Linked DNA regions of Mus musculus: region 2 is linked to region 1. Evidence: chromatin loops called from intact Hi-C (ENCODE). Cell type or tissue: gastrocnemius. All regions are shown on one strand. Links, peaks and the distances in the headings refer to the core of each region. The heading gives the core; the rest is flanking DNA.

Region 1 (10,179 bases), core at 1,146-9,145:
CATAAGGAAACTGAAGTAAAACTATTAAGACGTGGCACCTCCGTTTCTTACGGCAGCTGTGCTTCAAGGACCTAAGCTCCAGGGCACTGTTGACGGTCTTGTTTGTCATTTCCTTTTCCTGTGCAAGGGTGGAGACCACTCCAGGTACTAGATAAGCTACTGGGAAAGTGCTTCCGTGTCCCTAGCTAAATGGCAGTAGATGGACATGAAGTATAAGATAGAGAAGGAGCCAGGTGATCCAGATGTGCTTTCAACCCTTAGAACACCATGCGGGCAGTGATCACAAGCAATTGTAACAATAAGAGAAAAGTAATTTAGAAGAGAAGTTTCCTGTATGTTGGGTTCTGCAATTAAAATATTCTAGCAACAGATCTATGTATCATCCGCCTTCCCTGTCTCATCTGTGTGCGTTATCAAACATCACTAATCACAGTGCAATCTGGAAGAGGAAGAACAGGTTATCTTTTATTGTGGTTGTTGTAACAGGATATGGCCTCTGTAGGCTCCACGTGATTAGCACGGACCCAGAGGTTTGCACATTTCCCTGTTTGTATAGAAGTCTGTCTTCCTGGGTGCTTTCTTCCCTACCCCGTAACTTGAGATAAGATTCAGAACAAAAGAAGACAAATGGATTCAGGCCCTAACAGCTTCATGAATCATTTTCCAACTGTGGCATCCTGGAAAATCTCACAGAGATCATTGACAAAAATAATGAACAGAGAAGCCCAGTCCCTGTCACTGTGTGTTTGCTCTTGTTGAGTGACTTTAAACCAGGGTCACTGAGCTACTTCACCCCTTTCCTCTCAGCATGAAGGTCAAGGGTACCGCCCTTCAATGCTCAGAGTCACATCTCACTAGTATTCTATTACCATAGTGCAGAGTTGGCATACTCTTCTGTACAAGGCAGAAGCGCGCGCGCACACACACACACGCACACACACACACACATTTATTTGTTGGTTGTGGAGATCGAGCCCAACAGCTTGAACAAGCTAGGAAAGCACTCCTGCTAAGCTAGCCCCCAGGCCCAGAGAGTCAGTATGTTGAGGTTTGCAGGCCACATAGTCTCTGTCACAGCTATTTAACTCTCTGTGGGACAGAAGCCACAGGAACACCGACATAGAGCGTCAGTGTTCTGCTCCAGTAATACTTAGTTATTGGTCTAATGGCACACAGGTCTGTTTGATGCCTCCTGGAATCCACAGCTGTTGCCACCTCTGAAATACCTTCCATAATTCTTTTTCTTTCACCTCAATTCCATTTTTCAGGTGTTAACCTGCTTATTATATTGTTTTATAATTCTCAGGATTGGTTGTCTGTTTCACTTTTGAAATCAGCTGGTAAGCATGAGCATCAAAGGTATTTTCACAACCTCTTCACTTTGGCGATATTTAAGCTGAGAAAAAAGCTACAGAAAGAGCTCAGGTGGGCACAGAGCTAAGGAAATTGTCCTGTGAATTGAGAGGATACAGCAGGATGTGTCACGTTGGCTGACCACAGTGCCATGTGGCTCATCAGCGTGCAAAGCTTGAGTTGCCCTTCTGCTGAAGGTGGGACTGCTTTGCTGTGGTTAGAATTCCATTTCTTTAATTTTGTAGTCTTCCCTATCAACCATTCTGATGTAGCAAACCACTTGGGGATTAATTCAGTGGCCCAAAGAGACAACTAGCAAAGTTCTAGTTCTTTTTTAGTAAGTCAGTATTTCTCTGTCAAAAGTTGAGAGGAAAGCCAAGTATGGTGTTGCATACATTTAATCCCAGCACTTGGGAGGCAGAGGCAGGTGGATCTCTATGAGTTCAAAGCAAACCTGGTCTATAAAGTGAGTTTTAGGACAATCAGAGCTGTTACACAGAGAAACCTTGTCTCAAAAACAAACAAACAAACAAACAAGAAGTTGGGGAAATGTGGCTGGGGCTGCATCTCAGTGGTGGGGTGTTTGCCTAGAATGCAGAAGGCTGCACTGACTCCTCAGCACCCATAAAACCAAATCAACAAAAAGTATAAAAGATGCATCCTAAGGCCCTGCTGTAGGCTTACCTCCTGCAGCAGTGAAACACCTAACCAAAAGGTAACTTGGGGAGAAAAGGGTTTATTTTGCTAACAGTTCCATATCTCTGTTCCTTATCAAAAGCAGTGAGGGTAGGAATGTGGAGGCAGGAACTGATACAGAAGCCCTAGACGGTTGCTGCTTACTAGCGTGCTCCACGCTTTGCCTGCTTTCTTATAGAACCTACAACCACCAACCCAGGGACGGCCCCACCCACAAAGAACTGGGCCCTCTCCCGTCAATCACTAATTAAGAAAATGCTCTACAGGCTGGCCCACAGCCCGATCTTATGCATGCATTTTCTCAGTTGAGATTTCTTCCTCTCAGATGACTGGCTGTGGTTTGTGCCTAGTTGACATAAATCTAGCCAGCACAGACCCCTAGTTGTTTGTTTGTCTGTTAAAAGACATTTTTAGGAAATCCAAGTAGCCTTGAATTCCTGATCTTCCTGCTCCCATTTCCCAAACACTGGTATTGCAGGCTTGTGACACCTTTAAAAAACAAACGATTATGGGGCTGGAGAGATGGTGCTGTGGTTAAAAGCACTGGCTGCTCTTCCAGAGGACCCAGCATCCACAAAGTAGCTACAACCATATGTAACTCTGGTTCCAGATGATCTGGTGCCCACTTCTGCCCTCAGGCAACTGCATGCATGTGGTATACAGACATATATTCAAAGAAAACCAACAAAAAAGAATAAGCTAAATCTATGTATAAAAAGGTCACCACAACACAGAATAAAAAAAGCAAGTCATAACCCAGGACAGAATAGCTCCATAACCATACATTATCTGCTCCTGTGGGGACAGAGGGATAACAGACTGACAGGTACCTGGAACAAAGGAGCGTGGTACTGCTACCCCCAAGATGGGGGTGTTCTTTAGCCAGGAGTTCAAGGTTAGCCCAGGCAGTATAACACAACCCAAACTCAAAAGAAAACGAACACACAAGAAAGTGGGGAAAGGGGAAAAAAAAACAAAAAAGGTTAATAGCCCCAAATAATAACTAAATATTTAAATTTTTCTACAGGCCTAGTAATACCGCTGGGCTTGTGTGAGGCAAATTAGCTTGCTGATTCAGGGTAGGCTGGATTAGTTTGCAGTTTTCATTTGATTATGTGACTCAAAATCTTCCTGTTTTCCTTCCTGATATGTAGAAAATTACAGAAGAAATGGATGGCTTTCTACAAAAATTGAGGCAGAAGACCAAAATTGGAGTGGTAGGTGGGTCAGATTTTGAGAAACTGCAAGAGCAACTGGGAAATGATGGTAAGTGCTGACTGTACTCCGGCCCACGACTAATGCTGAGGATACTGAGACCTGCCACCATCACCCATGGAGCACACTTTCTGCCTTCTCTGGGAAAACATTTTCTTTGCCCTTATTTGGCCTTTGCTTTAGTCATATAAAAGTAAGTTCTGTGATCTCTGACAGACCCTTCCCTCAGGTGTACAGATAGACTCTCCCTGCCGTGTGTGCATGCCTGTGTCTGTGCTTGCGGAACCTTGTCACTTCTCTGTCACTTCAGCCCAGGCCCCACCTCCTGGCTGTCACCCCCCCCACACACACACTCAGATAAGGAGATACCTCTGGTCTCAGTACATTGTCCCTGTTGCTCTGACCCGGTGTATTCCAGGGTTCCCTAGTCATGAGAGGCACTAGATTCCCCTAGCACCAGTCTTCACACACAGGACTGGCAAGCTAGAGAACCTTTGAGATAGGGTGTAATTCTGTAGCCCAGGCTGGGCTCAAACTCATCTCCTGTCTCCACTTCCCGGGTGCTGGAGTGACAGGCATTAGCTGGAGAGTCTTCTGGCCTCTTTCTTGGAGATGGTGAAACAGTGGGTCTCTAGGACCTGGATATCATGTTTTCGCAAGTGTCCCCTCCCAAAATTCTGGTGCCTGACCTGCTGGTAGAGAGAGCACTGTCTTAAAGACTAAACTTAAGTCTATGTTGCAGACTGTTATTTATCTCTGTTTTCCCAGGGTCTCTGGGGTAGCTAGTCTGTGAGAAGCAGTGAGCAGAGAGATTGACAAACAGAGTTCTTCACTACCTGTTGTAGTGTGGAATGTCTGTGAACCAGGCACCTGGGCAGCTGAGACAAGGGAGTCTGGAGTTTTGAGATCAGACGGGAATACAGAGTGAAACCCTGTCTTCAGAAAGCTAAAAAGCCAAGGCTGGAGAGATGGCTTAGCAGTTAACAGCACTTGCTGCTCCTATGGAGGACCCACATGGCAGCTCACAACTATCTGTAATTCCAGTCCCATAAGGTGCACACACATACATGCAGATAAACCACTCATACACATAGAATACATTTTTTTTTTCCTTTAAAAACTGACATGAGGTTAAAACAGACAGAAACCTCACTGTTGTCCCAGAGTCAGGTTAGTACTAAGGACATATTAGACAGGATAGTTCACTGTAGCAGGCTTCAGGCCATCTCTTGCCTCTCCACTAGGTGCCAGTAGAGTGCACACACACACATACTCAGCCAGTGTAACAGCCCAGGCTGTCTCCAGACATTGCCAGGTGTGTCCTGGGGATCACATTGCCATGGTTGGGACTCAGCATGTCTTATCTGAAAGTGCAAGTCTGTGGGTCAGATCACTGGAAGTCGTCTCTGCATCTGCAGGACACATGCCACTTCATCTTCCTCGGAGGTACTCACTTTAGAAACACTCACAGCAACATTAAGAGGCATATTCAGCCCAAGAAATCCTGTCACAGAGGTGTTTGCCATCCCTGGCTCCAGTGCTGTAGTTAAGAACATGCTCTGAGAGGTTTTCTGTCACTGTAGCAGAACTGTGCTTCAGGGAGGATAACAAGAGTTAACATTCACCTGGAAGCCAGTTGAGAGCTCACCTGGCATCATCCATCAGGGCTAGTGGACACGCCTGTAACCTTAGCACTCTGGGGACTTGCTGTGGGCCTGAGGACGCGCTAGACTGTGTAATGAGATCCAGGCCAGCATGGGCTTCATGAGGGCCTGTCTCAAAAACAAACAAGCAGGCACCGGAGCACGTGCCTTTAGTCCAGCACTGGGGAAGCAGTAGCAGGCAGATCTTTTGTGGGTTATATGCTAGTCTTCCAGTCGAAATGAGTGTAAGAATCATCTTTTAAAACAGTATTTAAATTTTTATTTTTTTATAAAAAAAATATTTTGGGGTCTGGGAGATTGCTCAGTGGGTAAAAGCAATTAACAGCACAAGTTCAGTACTCAGAACCCGCACAGGAGAGAACTGACCCCGCCTCCATGAACACCATGATGTGTACATGTGTTCACAAAATAATATGTGGATGTATTTGGGTTTTGTTTGTTTCTCTGTGTACCCCAGGCTGACCTCGAACTCAGAGATTCAACTGCTTTTGCCTCTTGAGTGCTGGGATTAAAGGCACGCCCCACCATGGCCTAGCCAAAAATAATAAATATTTAAAAAACAAAAACAAAAAACAAATGGAGCCTAGCAGTTCTGCTCTGGCAAGCCTGAGAGCAGAGTGTGGTTGTGTCCTTTCCACTTTGTTCCTGGTGCTAATTCATGGCAGTTGGAAGCAGGCATGGGCCAGCATCTTACCTTACAGGCTGGAGGCAGGGTCCACCCGCAGCTCATTTGTCATCCCTCAGGCTTACAGCCAAAGCTGCTGTGGCAGTCCCCAGCCTCTGGACGAGAAGGGCTGCCAAGGTCTTAGGTGCTTAGCCAGGTCCTTGGTGGTGGGTGTTGAGGAAGGAAGAGAAAGGCAGGTTTCTATTCAACGCACCCTCAGCTTTATCTTGTTTTGGTTGTAGTGGTTGAGAAATACGATTATGTGTTTCCAGAGAATGGCTTGGTAGCGTACAAAGATGGGAAGCTATTGTGTAAGCAGGTAAGTTTTTACAAATGCAGCCCATTCTGGATGACTGCTACTGCGCCATAAGTAAGCCAGCCCTCCTGGGACAGCCAGGCATCTTAGGTACCTGGGCTAGAAAGTGAGTTCAAGACCAACCTGGGCAGCTTAATGAGAGTCCCGTTTATAAAGAATAAAGTAAACAGACCAGAGAAGAGCACACTGTGTGAGATAAGGATGGATTGCCTCTGGGCAGGAGGGAGGGAATCTTCACAGTGTGTTCTTTGTTAAATTTGAATTTTGCCTGTGCAGCTGTGGCTTGTTCCAGATAGTGACTGCATCTTTATAATGGCCTTTTAAAGCTGCTGGAGTCCAGCGTGCCTATTACAATAGCCAAAGCTAGAGCAGGCCACTCACCCAGGCAGGGGCTGTGAAAGAGAAGCTGTACTTAGCACTAAGAGCCGCCGCACTGAGCTCTCTGGCCCTTCCGAGGAGCTGTGAAAGAGGCCCAGGTTCCGAGGAGCTGTGAAAGAGGTCCAGGTTCCTGAGTGCTGAAGCTGAGACGGCCTCTGACGGAGGCACAGTGTTTTACCTAATGTTTCTCACCAGCAGAAAAGAGAACGAGGGGAAAGGACATCCGGGTGTGTCATTGTCCCTGCTAGGTCAGCCGGTGCCTTCTGCAGTGTTAGCAGGATAGCTGCATGTGCCATGAGCCGTTTGAAAGTACTTCCTGTTGTATCAAATAACTCATGCTTTGTTTGCCTAGAATATTCAAGGGCATCTGGGGGAGGATGTGATCCAAGACCTGATCAACTACTGTCTGAGCTACATTGCAAACATTAAACTCCCTAAGAAAAGGTGAGTTCACCCTTCACAGAGAGGCTCTTCTAGAATACTGAGCAGTGGACTCATAGGTGGAGAGTGGTAGTGAAAGCTGTCGAATGCTAGCTGTGCACACGCACATATGCATTACATACGTTACATGCACAACTTACATACACACACATACATTGGTTTTGGTTTTTTGGGGTTGTTTGTTTGTTTGTTTGTTTGTTTTGAGACAGGGTTTCTCTGTGTAGCCCTGGCTGTCCTGGAGTTCACTCTGTAGACCAGGCTGGCCTCGAACTCAGAAATTCGTCTGCCTCTGCCTCCCAAGTGTTGGGATTAAAGGCGTGCGCCACCACTGCCCGGCTACATACACATTTGTAAAAGACACATACACACATAATTTTTTAAAAGCATCGGAAGCTTGCAGTTTGAAAGTGTAAAGCTGGATGAATACAGAAGCAAGTGTGTTTGCTTGTGGTGCTTGAAGTCCACGCTACAGGGCTGGCGGGTGAGGAAGAGGAAAGGCTGGCTGTGCAAGCGTGGAAAGCTCAGTGCACATCCCCAGGCCTCGCATAGAAAGTTAGCCTTGGTCCCATGTACACTGCACTCTAAGCACTGTGGAGGACGGAGTCAGGACCACTGGGGCTCACAGGCCCTCCATAAAGCCAGGGTCATCCGAAGACCTTGTCTCAAGGGACTAAAGCAGAGACTGGCAGAGCAGGACACCCCAAAACAAACTGTCCTCTGACCTACATACATGCTTATCCTACCCGTTCTTCACAATATATATGTATTTATTATTATTATTATTATTATTATTATTATTATTATTATTATTATTTTAGATCTAAAACTAAAGACATAATTTTTTAAGAAGTATCTAGCCATCTTCCCTGGAATAACTGAAACATGTTGGTCAGCTCCATTTCCTGTGATCATGACAGGCCTGAATGAGCAGTCTGCCTCTGAATACATCAGGTTTCCTGAGCCATTAGTGAGACTGCATGGAGCATATCTCAGAGCCTGTCAGTGTCCTCTCTTCATGACATCAGTCTGTTCAAGAGCTCACTAGCAAACCAGATGCCCCAGGAGCAGATTTGATTCTCTAAAGAGCAAGTGCCTTTGAGCTGGGCTCCTTTCCAGCCCTTGTTACCATTAGATGCTCCTACAGCAGGTGTGGCAGAAACGGTGAGGCACGTGCAGTGATTAGTAACACACCCAGGTTCCCTAGTATGTATGTGTCTGTGTGTGTGTGTGTATACACACACACACACACACACACACACACACACACACACACATACCATCATCTTAGCAAATAGTCGATGTTAAATGTTATGACTAGTGAGACATGGTGCCTCAAGGTGTAACCCCAGCACTTGGGAGGTAGAAGAAGGAGGACCAGGGGCTCCAGATCATCCATCACTAGCTACATGGCAAGTTCAAGGGCAGCCTAGGTTACATAAGACACTGTCTAAAAAGTGGGGTGTGGGATATTCCTCCCTACGATCCTCCCCACTCTTGGGAGTTCTTTACTACATCTCTACATGTTGCTCAAAAAAAAAAAAGAAATAGGGCTGGTGTCTTAGTTTGGATTTCTATTGCTATGAAGAGACACCATGGCCATAGCAACTCTTATAAATGACAACATTGATTGGGGCTGCCTGATAGTTCAGAGGTTTGTTCCATTGTCACCATGGTGCTGGAGAAGTAGCTGAGAGAGAGTTCTACATCTGGATCCACAGGAAGAGATGGTTATAGTGGGCCTGGCTTGAGCATCAGCAACCTCCAAGCCCACCACCTCTGACATTTCCTCCAACAAGGCCACATCTCCAATAATGCTACTCCCTGGTGACTAAGCGTTCAAACACGAGTCTGTGGGGGCCGTTTCTGTTCTACCACAGCTGGGAGATTAGTGCAATCAATAAAACATTTTCTGTTCAAGACTGAGAACCTGATTTTGATTCCTACCACCCTCACAAAAGCTGGATCTGGTGGTGCCTGCTGGTAGCTGGTGCTGAGGAGGCAGAGGACAGGTGCGGCTCTGGGCTGCTGACCAGGCCTTGAAGCTGATTGGTAAGCTCCAGACTCACTGAGGGGCTGTCTTCAAAATCAGGTGGAGAGCAAGCCTTGAACACGCCCACGATGGACGCTGCTTCCAGCGTGCATTCACACATGTTTATGTGCATACGTGTATACACGCATTTTAAAGATCTGAACGAGGATTCCATTTCTCATCCACGCCAAGTCTCTGTTCAGCTCAATTTAGATGATCCACGATTTAAGTCTGTAGTACTGTGTGGCTCAAAGCTTCCATGATGTCACTTACTCATGCTGTCTAGAATGTGCTGTTGCCCAAATAAATAAGGTGTTTTATATTTGGGGGCACCCCTTGTCCCATTCTCCTCCCCAGGGGAACTTTCATTGAATTCCGAAATGGCATGTTGAATGTGTCCCCAATTGGAAGAAGCTGCAGCCAAGAAGAACGAATTGAATTCTACGAACTCGATAAAGTAAGTTCTCAGATGTTTGTGGGGGAAATGGCCAGCTTGGAGAAACCGTATAGCCTGTGGCCAGTCTTTTAAAATGCTTCTGTACTGCGATACAGTGGATGATTGCTGTCTGTCTGTCTGTTTGTGTCTCTCAGAAAGAACATATACGACAAAAGTTCGTAGCAGACCTGCGGAAGGAGTTTGCAGGGAAAGGCCTCACGTTCTCCATAGGTATGGCGCACCCCAGGCAGGCTGTGGCCCCTGTGCTCCGGAGCATGTGAGGGCTGCTGGGTGCTCAGGGGATGGAACGTGCCATGGTTGCTACTGGGGAAACGGAGGTTCCCGTATGGGAACTCACAGTCCCACTAATAAAAGACGTTAGAAAAGACTCAGAGGGAATCACGAACGATTTTATTAGTTTAAGAGAAAAACAATACAGGTTAGGTGAAGATCCCAGTAGCCACCAGGAGGAGAGGTGGGAAAACCGTGCTTTCAGAGTTAGATGTGGAGTAGAAATAGACATGTTACTAAGAAAGGAAAAGGTACCCCAGAGTGGAAGTGGGTGGTGAGCTTCCAGCCAGGCACGGCATGCTCTTTTATAGCCCCTCCCTCTTTTTGTATTAGGTGTGCTTTGTTCACAGGGTGGTTTGTTTGTTTGTTTGTTAATGCCAGGATAAGGAAGAGCTTCCAGTCTTCCTCTGCAACTGGCTTCTTTCATTTGTTAATCTCTCTCTTTTAAAGCTTTATTTATTTTATGAGTGTTTGCCTGCATGTATGTGTGAGGACCATGTGCATGCCCAAGGGGGCCAGCAGAGGATGTGGGACACCCTAGAACCACTGTGTGAGTGATAGCCTGAGCCCTGACCCTCTACAGAGTAGCCAGTGCTTTTAACCCGTGAGCCAGCTCTCCAGCCCCAATTTGTTAATCTTGATGTAGATTGTTTTACTTTCTCCACTTGTGCCACAGTTACACAGCAGCTTGTAGAC
Region 2 (10,179 bases), core at 998-8,997, 230 kb before region 1:
GGCTATGATGTCATTGGTGACTATAGTGGTGTCATTTGATGACAATGTCCTGCGAGGATGGTGACATTGTGAAGGTATGATGTCATGATGCTGAGAACAGTGTTGTCATCTAATAACACGCACCAATGGCCGTGAAACCCACTGACGCACTGGCAGCTCCTGCAGTTCCTTCAGCCCAAGGATCCCCACCTCCCATCCTGGGCTGCAGTCCCCAGTGACTCCTGCTGAGTACTGCCAAGCTCCACACTAGGCTGGGCGAGGGCTGACATCTGGCCTTCAAGCTGGGCACAGACACAGAGGTGAGCATCTGAGGATGAAACTGTGGTTTCGAGGGATGTTCGTACTGGTTGTGCCTGCCCCTCTTCCTCTGGGGGCCTCCCGACACCCCTGGAGAAGTACAGAGGACCAACACTGCCCAGCTGAGTGGTCCAGGGGGTCTCTAGCCTCTGAGATACATCTGTTAACATTTCCAAAGTGAGCCCCTAGCCCAGAAACTCCTTGTACCAGAAAACCTTTCCTATGGAGAATTAGGCAGTACTCTTCCCAAATCCTCCACTTCCCTCCTCCACCCCAACTCCCCTCTCTCACTTCCCTCTCCTCCACCTCCACCCCAACCCTCCCACATGCCCTTCTTCACCTCCACTCCCCTCCTCCTCCACTCTCTGTTCCCCCCTCCATCCCTTCTTTCCTACCCCCTCCACTTCCTTCTTTAACCCCTCCCTCCACTTCTCCCTGCACTCTACTCTCACCGACCCCCTCTATTCACACACACTGGCTGGAGTGACTCACTCAGGAAACCTTCCCTCCTTGGTGCTGGGACCCCAGAGCTCTGACTTCTCCCTGGTGCTACCCACTGTGTCCTCCTGTCTGGGTCCAGGTTGTGTGAAGCTTAAGGTAGCATCTGAGGTAGAAGGACCCCACAGGACCCTGGGACGCTGTGCTGGCAGACAGGGTGACTCTTCTTTTCTTTTCTTTTCTTTTCTTTTTTTTTTTTTTTTTTTTTTTTTTGGTTTTTCGAGACAGGGTTTCTCTGTGTAGCCCTGGCTGTCCTGGAACTCACTCTGTAGACCAGGCTGGCCTCGAACTCAGAAATCCGCCTGCCTCTGCCTCCCAAGTGCTGGGATTAAAGGCGTGTGCCACCACCGTGACAGGGTGACTCTTGAAGAGCCAAGCATGCCCGTGTCTCTGTGCACCTTTGCACACGTTATCCCACCTCTCTGATCCACCCAGCATCTTCTCACAAAGAAGAGAAGCTGATCCAAAGGGCAGGGCCAAGGACAAAATGAAGCCAGAGGAGGCGCAGGGTGAGGCAGAGCTCAAAAACTACCGGGTGACTAGGATTGGTGTTTATTTCAGGTGATAAGGGCTCCACACTCCCTCTCTTCCGGACTACCAGAAGCACACACATGCGCACATCACAGCAGACTGGGCAGCCCAGATAGCACAAAGACAGCAGCCAGGGGGCACTCATCCTCAGCGAGCCACCACTGGCTTTCTGGCTTCTGTCAATGGTATTTGAGTAAGAAAAGGTTGCCATCCACTGAGATGGGTCCAAAAGGCCCTGCGCCTCCTGGGTTGGCCAAACTCAGATGGCTTGGTCCTGCCTCTGGCTCAGGCTGAGCGCACGCGCCGCTGCCAGGAAGACCACCCCAGTGAGCAGCTCAGATACAAAGCTAATCCAGCCGAGGGCCAGAGACCAGCCAAAGCGTATATCCACCTGATCCAGCAGGGCCCTCTCCTCCAGGAGGCATACTGCCTCTCGGAAGGCAACTGCTGAGTACGCAATGTAGATGCTGATTCCAGTGAGGGTCACCATGGCTGCAGGGAAAGACAGGGACAGTCATTCAGGACCTCTTGGTCTGCTCCTCCTCCTCCTCCACCCAGTTCCCTCCTGAACCCCCACCCCTTCTCTCCTCCACCCCCTCAGCTTCCTTCCTCACTCTTCTTTCAACTCCTCTTCCTCTCACCTCCTCCGTCCTTCCTGCCTCCATCCTTCTCCATTGTGCCTGAGAAGTCCTGGAAAGAAGCTATGTCTGCCAAGGCGGGTTGATTAAGACTTCGATGATGTAGATTTGTCCGTCCCCGCCAAAGGGCTTATCGGGCTGTCAGCAAGCCAGCCCTAGAGCAGCCTTCTCCGCATCTTACTTAAACTCACCTATCCAAATGTACCCACCGATGGACCACTTATGGCTTTCTTTATTCGTTGCCATAAAACGTTCCATGAATTTCTACTTCATTGGAACATGATATTTGTGGAGACGGAAGACCTGAATCTCTGTTCCCAGACCATGGTCACTAATAGTCAGCTCCAGGAAAAAAGAAAAAGAAAAAAAAAAAAACTTCTATTCTTTTAACATAAGAGCTGGATTTTCTTCACATACACCTCTTTCTCTTCTCTTTCTCCTCCCTCATCTCCCTCCCCCTACCTTCCTCTCCCTCCTCTGTCTCTCTCCTCTTCCCCTCTCCCTCATTATGCAGGTCTGTCCTCCCAGCCAAACTGCTGCCAACATCAGGAGTTCTGCTGGCCTGGAGGGGGCAGAGAGGGTCTTAGCACCCTCACCTGAGGATCTAGCCACCACCATTAGAAGCATTTCTACCCTAATTTTTTGTGGGCTTGTGGGAAGGGTTGGAGGAGATCCGGAGGGGAGAAAAGGGGTAGGCTTCATCTACACAGCCACAGGGAGTCATCACACATGCTGGGTGGGTGCAGACCTCCTGGGGTGGCTGCTTTAAGGTCATCTATGCTCTGCCTCACCCACTGCTCTGCCTGTAAGCCTCATAAACTCACAGGTTCCCCTGGTGAACTTCCGTTGAATCAGTGAATCATTGGGACCCAAGAAGGGGGAAAGATGTGGTTTACAACTTTTCTAGGGAGAAGTTTTAGCAACACCCTCCTGTTTCCTCCCCCTTCCTTCCTCTCATTCTATACACAATACACACACACACACACATACACACACACACAATCATGCCTGGATTGTTCCATGGTTTGGGGGGATCTTAACCTGGGTTCTCTTGCTTACATACCAAATGTTCTTACATGCTGAGCCATTTCCCAGGCCTCTGTCTTTCTTTCCCTTGTAATTCAGGGAGCCAGAGGGCACCCATCTGGGCTGTGGGTCCCACTTTCCCAAGGCCTGTAGCCAGTCATGTAAACAGAACTGCCTCGGCCGGTGTCTGCTGACCTGGCTTTGGTTTGGACGTGGTTGATTAAGTTTGTTTGGTTAGGTTTGGTTTAAGGATGGGTTTGGGTTTTTGGAGGGTGTGGTTTGGATTTGGGTTTGAGAGGTATGGCTTGACTTGGTATTGTTTTCTGTTTGTAAAAGTTACACTGTACGGTATTATCTGGACTTCAGCTTGAGATCAACACTCAGCCTGATGGGTGTGTACTGCCATGCCCTGAAGTGTGTCACTTTCTCGCAGTAAACCTTGCACATTTTCAGAGTATGATGCACATGGCGGTAAAGTGTGTGCATGGAGTAGCTTAAGACACTGTTAAATACATGGGTCAACTCACACAACTTCTTTTTATAGTGAAACACATAAAATCTACCCTCTTGGCCACATTCAAGTGCAAGGCGTATGGATACACGGTCTATGGGTACTGACTGTAATCACAAGAATGGACAATAGATCCCTGAACTTATGCCTGCTAAATGAAGCTGAGTGCCACACAGCTGGCGTGTCCCCAGACCCATCCGCTGCTTCTACTTGTGGCTCTGTTCTGTCTCACCATGAGCTCTGCTTACTGAGAACCCAGTGAAGCCATGCATGTGCACTGTGTCCTTCTGTGCCTGGTCAGTCTGATTTCCCACATCAGAAGGGAGCAAAGACAGCGGGTGTCAGCCCACAGCTCTAAACCGGAAGCCAAGGCCATCCTTGGGAGACCAAGACAGAGAGGTGGCAGACGACACAGCTTTGCAGCGAGATGCTGGGGATGACTCCTAAGGCTGTGCCCTACCCCGTCCTTCTTCCTTCCTGGAACCAGAGATCTGGGGAGCTTAAGGCTGAAAACCACTGCCTTTCCCAGCTACTGTACTGTCACAATGGGGGGAAGCCCTTAGAGAAGCTGAGACCTGCCCCTAAAGAGGTTTACAGCACGGCGTTCACCATCAGTACAACTGTAGAGCCTAGGCCCCGGGCAGGTGTACACCTACCTCCAAAGAGAAAGAGGATCCCGGTGAGCAGCAGAAGGAGGTGAGCTCGGAGGAGGAAGCTCAAGAACCCGGTCATCCCCCCAAACACCATCACGATCAGACTGAGTGGCAATAAGATCACGAATGTCCCGTGCATAGCTAAGGAGAAGAGGGTAACAGGCACAGGGGGTTACTAATATCTAGCATCCAATCATTTACATATGTTTACCACGTACCCACAAAAGTAGGTCTACACAACTACTTCTAGTGGTAGTTAAGAACCGTGGAGACTCCTGAATGCATGGTCTGAACTGTGAGCATCTTTGCACTTACTCTCTGCAACCCCTAGAGGGCAGTGTTGTATTATTTACTTATTCTCTCAGTGCCGATTCAAGAGCCGGCTATTCTAATGAGTATGCAAAGGACCAAGTAAGTCTAAGAGATAAACACCACCAAGTCTGGGGGAAAATCTAGTTCCCTTCTAGCTGAGGACAGTGACAAGTGGTGAGCAGAGGCGGTGGAGAAAGAACAGCTTATAAAATCCCTACACCTGGGGCTGGAGAGATGGCTCAGTGGTTTAGAGTACGAGCTGCTCTTGCAGGGACCTGGGTTTCATTCCCAGGTGTGAGAAATTAACTAATTTTTTAAAACATACAAGGTCAGGTGTGGTGGCACACTCCTTTAATCCCACCACTCGGGAGGTAGAGGCATGCCGATCTCTGTGAGTTCAAGACCAGCCTGGTCTACAAAATGAGTTCCAGGACAGCCAGGGCTGTTAAACAGAAAAACTGTGTCTTGAAAAACAAAAACAAAACCCTATACTCATGTTCTGCCTCTGCCTGGTCCTGTCCCAAATTACAGACACATCATAAATTCAAGGCACATGACTCATTTTATCCTGGGAGGGGGGGCATGGATCTAATCTCATCCCACACCCCAAACCCTTGGTGATCTTAACAATAAAACATTAATGCAATACAGGGGTTAGTGAGATGGCTCCATTGGCAAAACCACTGGCCATGTTTGCCTGAAGACAGGAGGAGAAAGCTAAGGCTACAAAGCTGTCCTCAGGTCTCTCTGTGGGCTGTGCTACACCTGTTCACACACCACACACGATAATGAACAAGATTTTAAACCTGTCATACAGGCAGTCTCTGACTGTGATCTGGGGGTCTATCTGTAAAAATAGTAGAATGGGTGGAAATTGCCCTTTCAATTTTGACCTTTTCTGCGGGTGCTAGAGATTTGAACTTGGATTCTCACCCTTGAGCCACAAGCTCTTTACTCTCTAGACCATCTCCTCGGCCCTTCCCCCCAGGGCATATTAAATTCAGCAGATGACTAGATGCTGTCTGCTAGGAGCCCAGCTCCACAGTCCAGAGACAAAGATGAATAGCTCACGGACAGTACACCCTGTGGATGAGCTGATAGACTGCACACAGGGATTAGCATCAAGACCACGGTGCTACACAATCCTCAAAAGCCATTAAACAAATCAACAGCCTCAACCACCAGGCGCACTGGCACTCGTGTGTCCCTCAGTGTCTCAGGATCGGCCGAGCACCGGCTGCTCACATTCCCATCCCCAGGGCTCCAGTGTCTGTTCTAACATAACAAGCTGGGGGTAGCTTTGCAACCTCAGTTTTCTCATCTGTCAAATGGAGAGCCAACAAATAGCCCATCCTCTGAGCCTGTGAGTTGGGGACTCGGTACATGAAAGGAAAACACCAATCATGGTGGGGCTGGAGAGATAGGTCTGTCCATTAAGCACCTGTTGTACAAACATCGGGACCTGAGTTTGAAAGCTTAAAGAAAGTGGGGTGCAACAGCAGCATCTGTAACTCCAGTACTGGCAATGTGGAAAAGTGCATCGTCTTTTGTTTGTTTTGATTCTCAAGACAGGGTTTCTCTGTGTAGCCCGGGCTGTCCTGGAACTCACTCTGCAGACCAGGCTGGCCTCGAACTCAGACATTTCACTGCCTCTGCCTCCTGAACACTGAGATTAAAGGCTCAGTATGAAAGCTCAGAGGGTGGTTCTGGGGATGTGGCTCCGTACACTGCTTGCCTACCATTCAGGACTGTGTTCCAAATCCAGCACCAAGGGAAACTAGGCATGATTCCCAAAACCTTTTAAGGGGTGTGTGTAGCACCCTGAAGAGGTGACTCAGCAGTTAGGAGCATCAGAAGCTTGTCCAAGGATTTGAGTCTACGCACCTGTATTGGCTAGTTTTGTGTCAACTTGACACAGCTGGAGTTATCACAGAGAAAGGAGCTTCAGTTGAGGAAATGCCTCCATGAGATCCAACTGTAAGGCATTTTCTCAATTAGTGATCAAGGGGGAAAGGCCCCTTGTGGGTGGGACCATCTCTGGGCTGGTTGTCTTGGGTTCTATAAGAGAGCAGGCTGAGCAAGCCAGAAAAGAACATCCCTCCATGGCCTCTGCATCAGCTCCTGCTTTCTGACCTGCTTGAGTTCCAGTCCTGCATCCTTTGGTGATCAACAGCAGTATGGAAATGTAAGCCGAATAAACCCTTTCCTCCCCAACTTGCTTCTTGGTCATGATGTTTGTGCAGGAATAGAAACCCTGACTAAGACAGCACCCAAGTGGCAGCTAACAACCATCTGTGATGCCAGCTCTAAGGGGGCCCAATTCTTCCCTGGCCTTCATGAGCACTGCCCACAGGGCGTGCATTGACATAACACACACACACATATAGTAGTAGTAATAATAACAATAATAACAACAACAATAATAACAATAACATCTCAAAAACAAGCAATTTAAACCAGACATCATTGTGCATGCCTATAATCGCAGTAGTTGGGAGGTAGAAGCAGAAGGATCAAAACTTTAAGGTCACTCTCAGCGACACCGTGCATGCTTGGCCAGACTGGGCAACTCGAGACCCAGCCAAACCATAAACCACCACCAAGGATTTATTTGCTAAGCTTTAGAGTCAAGGTGTTTGAAAACATGATCCTCATCCCCACGGCAGGGGGTGGCCCTGCCTCTCAGCAGCCACTTTGTGGCAGCAGGCAGCAGCATTGGCTTAGGTTCTCCCTCTGCCTCTGTCTCTTCTCTGTGTGTTTCCTCTTGTAAGGACACTCGCTCATCACGGGCCTTACAGCCTATTACACTAACCCAAGAGGGCCTCAACTCAAGATCCTCAACTCCATTCACAGTGTTGCTCTTCCCCAATAAAGCCGGTCACTCACTGATTCTGGAGCTGAGGGCGTGGGCATCTCTCTTCTAAATGTATTCATTTAATGTAGGGGTGGCATCCCGTGGCATGCATGTGGACATCGGAGGACAGCTTTGTGGGGTCAGGTCTCTCCTTCCACCTCTACGTGGTGATGTGGTTTGCATAGGAACTGTTCCCCTGTAGGTCTGTGTGTTTGAACACTTTGTCCCCAGCTGGAGGCAATGTTTGTTAAGGTTGTGGAACCTTTGGGAAGAGGGGCTCTGCCAGAAAATGTACATCACAGAGGTCCAGCGGGCTTTGAGGCTTATAGACTGACCCCATCTTCCATTCAGTTTTTGTTTCCTTGGTGTGGATGTAATGGGATCAGCCTGCCTCCTGCTCCTGCCACCCACCTTGCCTTCCATACTGGGATTGAGTTCTATCCCTCTGGAACTATGAGCCAAATAAGCCCTTTCCAATAAGTTGTCCTTGTCATGGGTATTCTATTATGACAACAGGAGAAAAACCTAATGAACCTGGGTCTTAGGAATGGAACTCAGGTCACAAGGTGTATGAGGCAAGTGCTCCTGCCTACTGAGCCATCTCTTAGATCCAGGTATGTTTATTTGTTAGTAGTATCATTTACCACACTACCATACACCTTGGGTGATACACAGTAGGAGTATCATATATGCCAAGAGTAGATGCTCAATAGGTGGTTGCTATGGTGACCATGGTATCATTACATTATAGAGAGCTGTATGGCGTCATTATAGATCTGAGTGTTATACTGGCTATGCTTAGGATAAGTGTCTCAGAAGCTCATCATCCGGAGGTGATGAGAACAGCAGGAGCTGGGCCTGAAGTAGATGGAAATGTACCTCCCAAGGACACGGTGGGAGCCTGCTCTCGTCTCATTCCTACATCCCGGCTGTGAAAGGAGCAGTTTTGCTCAGCCAAGTGTCCCCACCGCATTGTGTCACCACAGCCACAAAGTGATGGGCCCAACTGAGAACAGCACAGTGTGACCTTCAGATCCATGAACAAAAATAAACTTTCTGTGCTCATGAGCCGAACAAGTCAGGTGTCCTAATAAGGGAACCCTGACTAATCCGGCTGAGAGATGGCAGCAAACAGCAGTGCACAACCTGTAACACTGTAACTAGCACAACCATTCCCCCACGCAGCTTAATGTTCTAGGCATATTCATCCTTTCATCTTACAGGCTCCATAATTTTCCTTAACATCGTGTATACACAGAAATGTCTACTCATCTGACCCGCACCCCCTGAGGCTTGTCACCACCACTTCAAACAAACACTGTAAACCTCGCCCTAAAAATGTCACAGAGAACCAGGCAGTGGTGGCGCACACAGCACTTGGGAGGCAGAGGCAGGTGGATTTCTGAGTTCAAGGCCAGCCTGGTCTACAGAGTGAGTTCTAGGACAGCCAGGGCTACACAGAGAAACCCTGTCTAGAAAAACAAAAAACAAAACAAACAAACAAAAATGTCACAGAGATTGTACAAGTGGAATCGATGCTTTAAGATTTTTAAGCATGGGTTGGCTTTCCATAGATGCCCAGAAAGGCTGCCTTCATACCCACGCCTTCACACTCCCAAGGAGTTGAGGCCCTGCATTAGTCAGCTGTGGCAAAACATCTGAGTGAGAGAAAAATAAAGAAGAAAGGTTGCTTTGGGCTGAGTTTCCAAGGCTTCTGTCTTTGCTCACTGGGTTTCCTGGCTCTCAGGCTGGTGACAGCAGAAACACCATAGTAGACAAGAGCTACCCATCTCTAGGGAGTGAGGAAGAGATGGGGTGGCGGGGGAGGCCAGGAACACAGTACTTCTCAGCCACTTCCTCAACCTGCTCGGACTAAAGCTCATAACTCAGACGCATCCACAGATTCGCCACGGACACAGCTAGTGCCGCTCAGTGGCCTCTCTGCTCTTGCCACCCGGTGACCTCTCTCTGCCCTGGACACTCGGTGACCTCTCCACAGACCAAGACTGTGAGGGGAGATTCTATATCCAAAGCAGAGCAGACTGCGGGGGCTCTGGCCTCACTTGCTCTCTGAATCCCAACTTGCCTGCAGCACCGCTATGAGGAAATCATACGTTATTTCCCTGCTATGCCCAGAGCTTTGCAGCGTTGTGTGTTTTATGTCCCCTCTGGTTCCACCCCCGCTCTTCCATTCTCATTTCGCACCCAGCTTCATTTTAATTTTCCACACGACTGCAGCGCCCGTGCATCCTGAATGCCAGGAAACCCAGTCTGGCGATTTCCCCGCCCCCAACCTCATCTTTTCAGAGATAGCCAGGCCAGGTCCCCAGCCTCAGTCAGCCTCTGCCGCCAGCCTGGTTTGCTAGGGAAAGCATTTGACCCTCTGAGTCCTCATCTGACCAGCTTGATCATGGCCACCTACTCAGAAGAGACATGGGTGAAGATGGGTCTAGAAAGATGGGGTATGCCTCTGAAAAGCACATTCTAGCCCACCCTCCAGAACCATAAGGCTTCTGGCTGTCTCTGGAACATTCTGACCCAATCCTATCTCCTGCCTTGGCTTACTCATCCGCCTCAAAGTCTCTTGCCTGAGGCAGAATAGCCTGAAACTCTGACCCTGTGTGTGTGTGTGTGTGTGTGTGTGTGTGTGTGTGTGTGTGTGTCTGTGTCTGTGTCTGTGTGTGTCTGTGTGTGTCTGTGTCTGTGTGTGCTGTCTGTCTGTCTGTCTGTCTGTCTGTGTCTGTGTGGGTTGTACATATATCTGTGTGTGTCTCTGTGTGGTGTGTGTGTGTTTACATGTTCCTGCATGTTCAAGTCTGAGTGAACCTGTGTGATGTACACACAGAGGCCAGAGGTCAA

The links. Hi-C counts contacts between places; a loop is a spot of excess contacts. Peaks named below come from ENCODE experiments on the same cell type or tissue, not always from the same donor. Only the 100,000 strongest peaks of a DNase experiment are listed, where the experiment ranks them.
Region 2: it touches region 1 in a loop (2.3-fold over the local background); 8 of 42 quality-filtered maps call a loop at or near these places.

Annotation. Positions count from the first base shown.
Region 1 is chr16:8,639,535-8,649,713 of GRCm38, forward strand. It overlaps Pmm2 (phosphomannomutase 2), which reads left to right. Exons shown (of 9, transcript NM_016881.3): 2 at 3,204-3,315; 3 at 5,835-5,911; 4 at 6,639-6,730; 5 at 9,114-9,213; 6 at 9,348-9,423. Among named protein-coding and RNA genes, the nearest start is that of Tmem186, 6.9 kb to the left of the region's middle. In gastrocnemius, for the core only: a CTCF peak has its summit at 4,507 (motif pointing right); a DNase peak (open chromatin) is centred at 4,542; H3K27ac peaks cover 219 bases.
Region 2 is chr16:8,407,944-8,418,122 of GRCm38, forward strand. It overlaps Tmem114 (transmembrane protein 114), which reads right to left. Exons shown (of 4, transcript NM_029070.2): 3 at 4,158-4,295; 4 at 1,333-1,818. The coding sequence ends at 1,586. Among named protein-coding and RNA genes, the nearest start is that of Gm24579, 10 kb to the left of the region's middle. In gastrocnemius, for the core only: a CTCF peak has its summit at 4,469 (motif pointing right); a DNase peak (open chromatin) is centred at 1,567.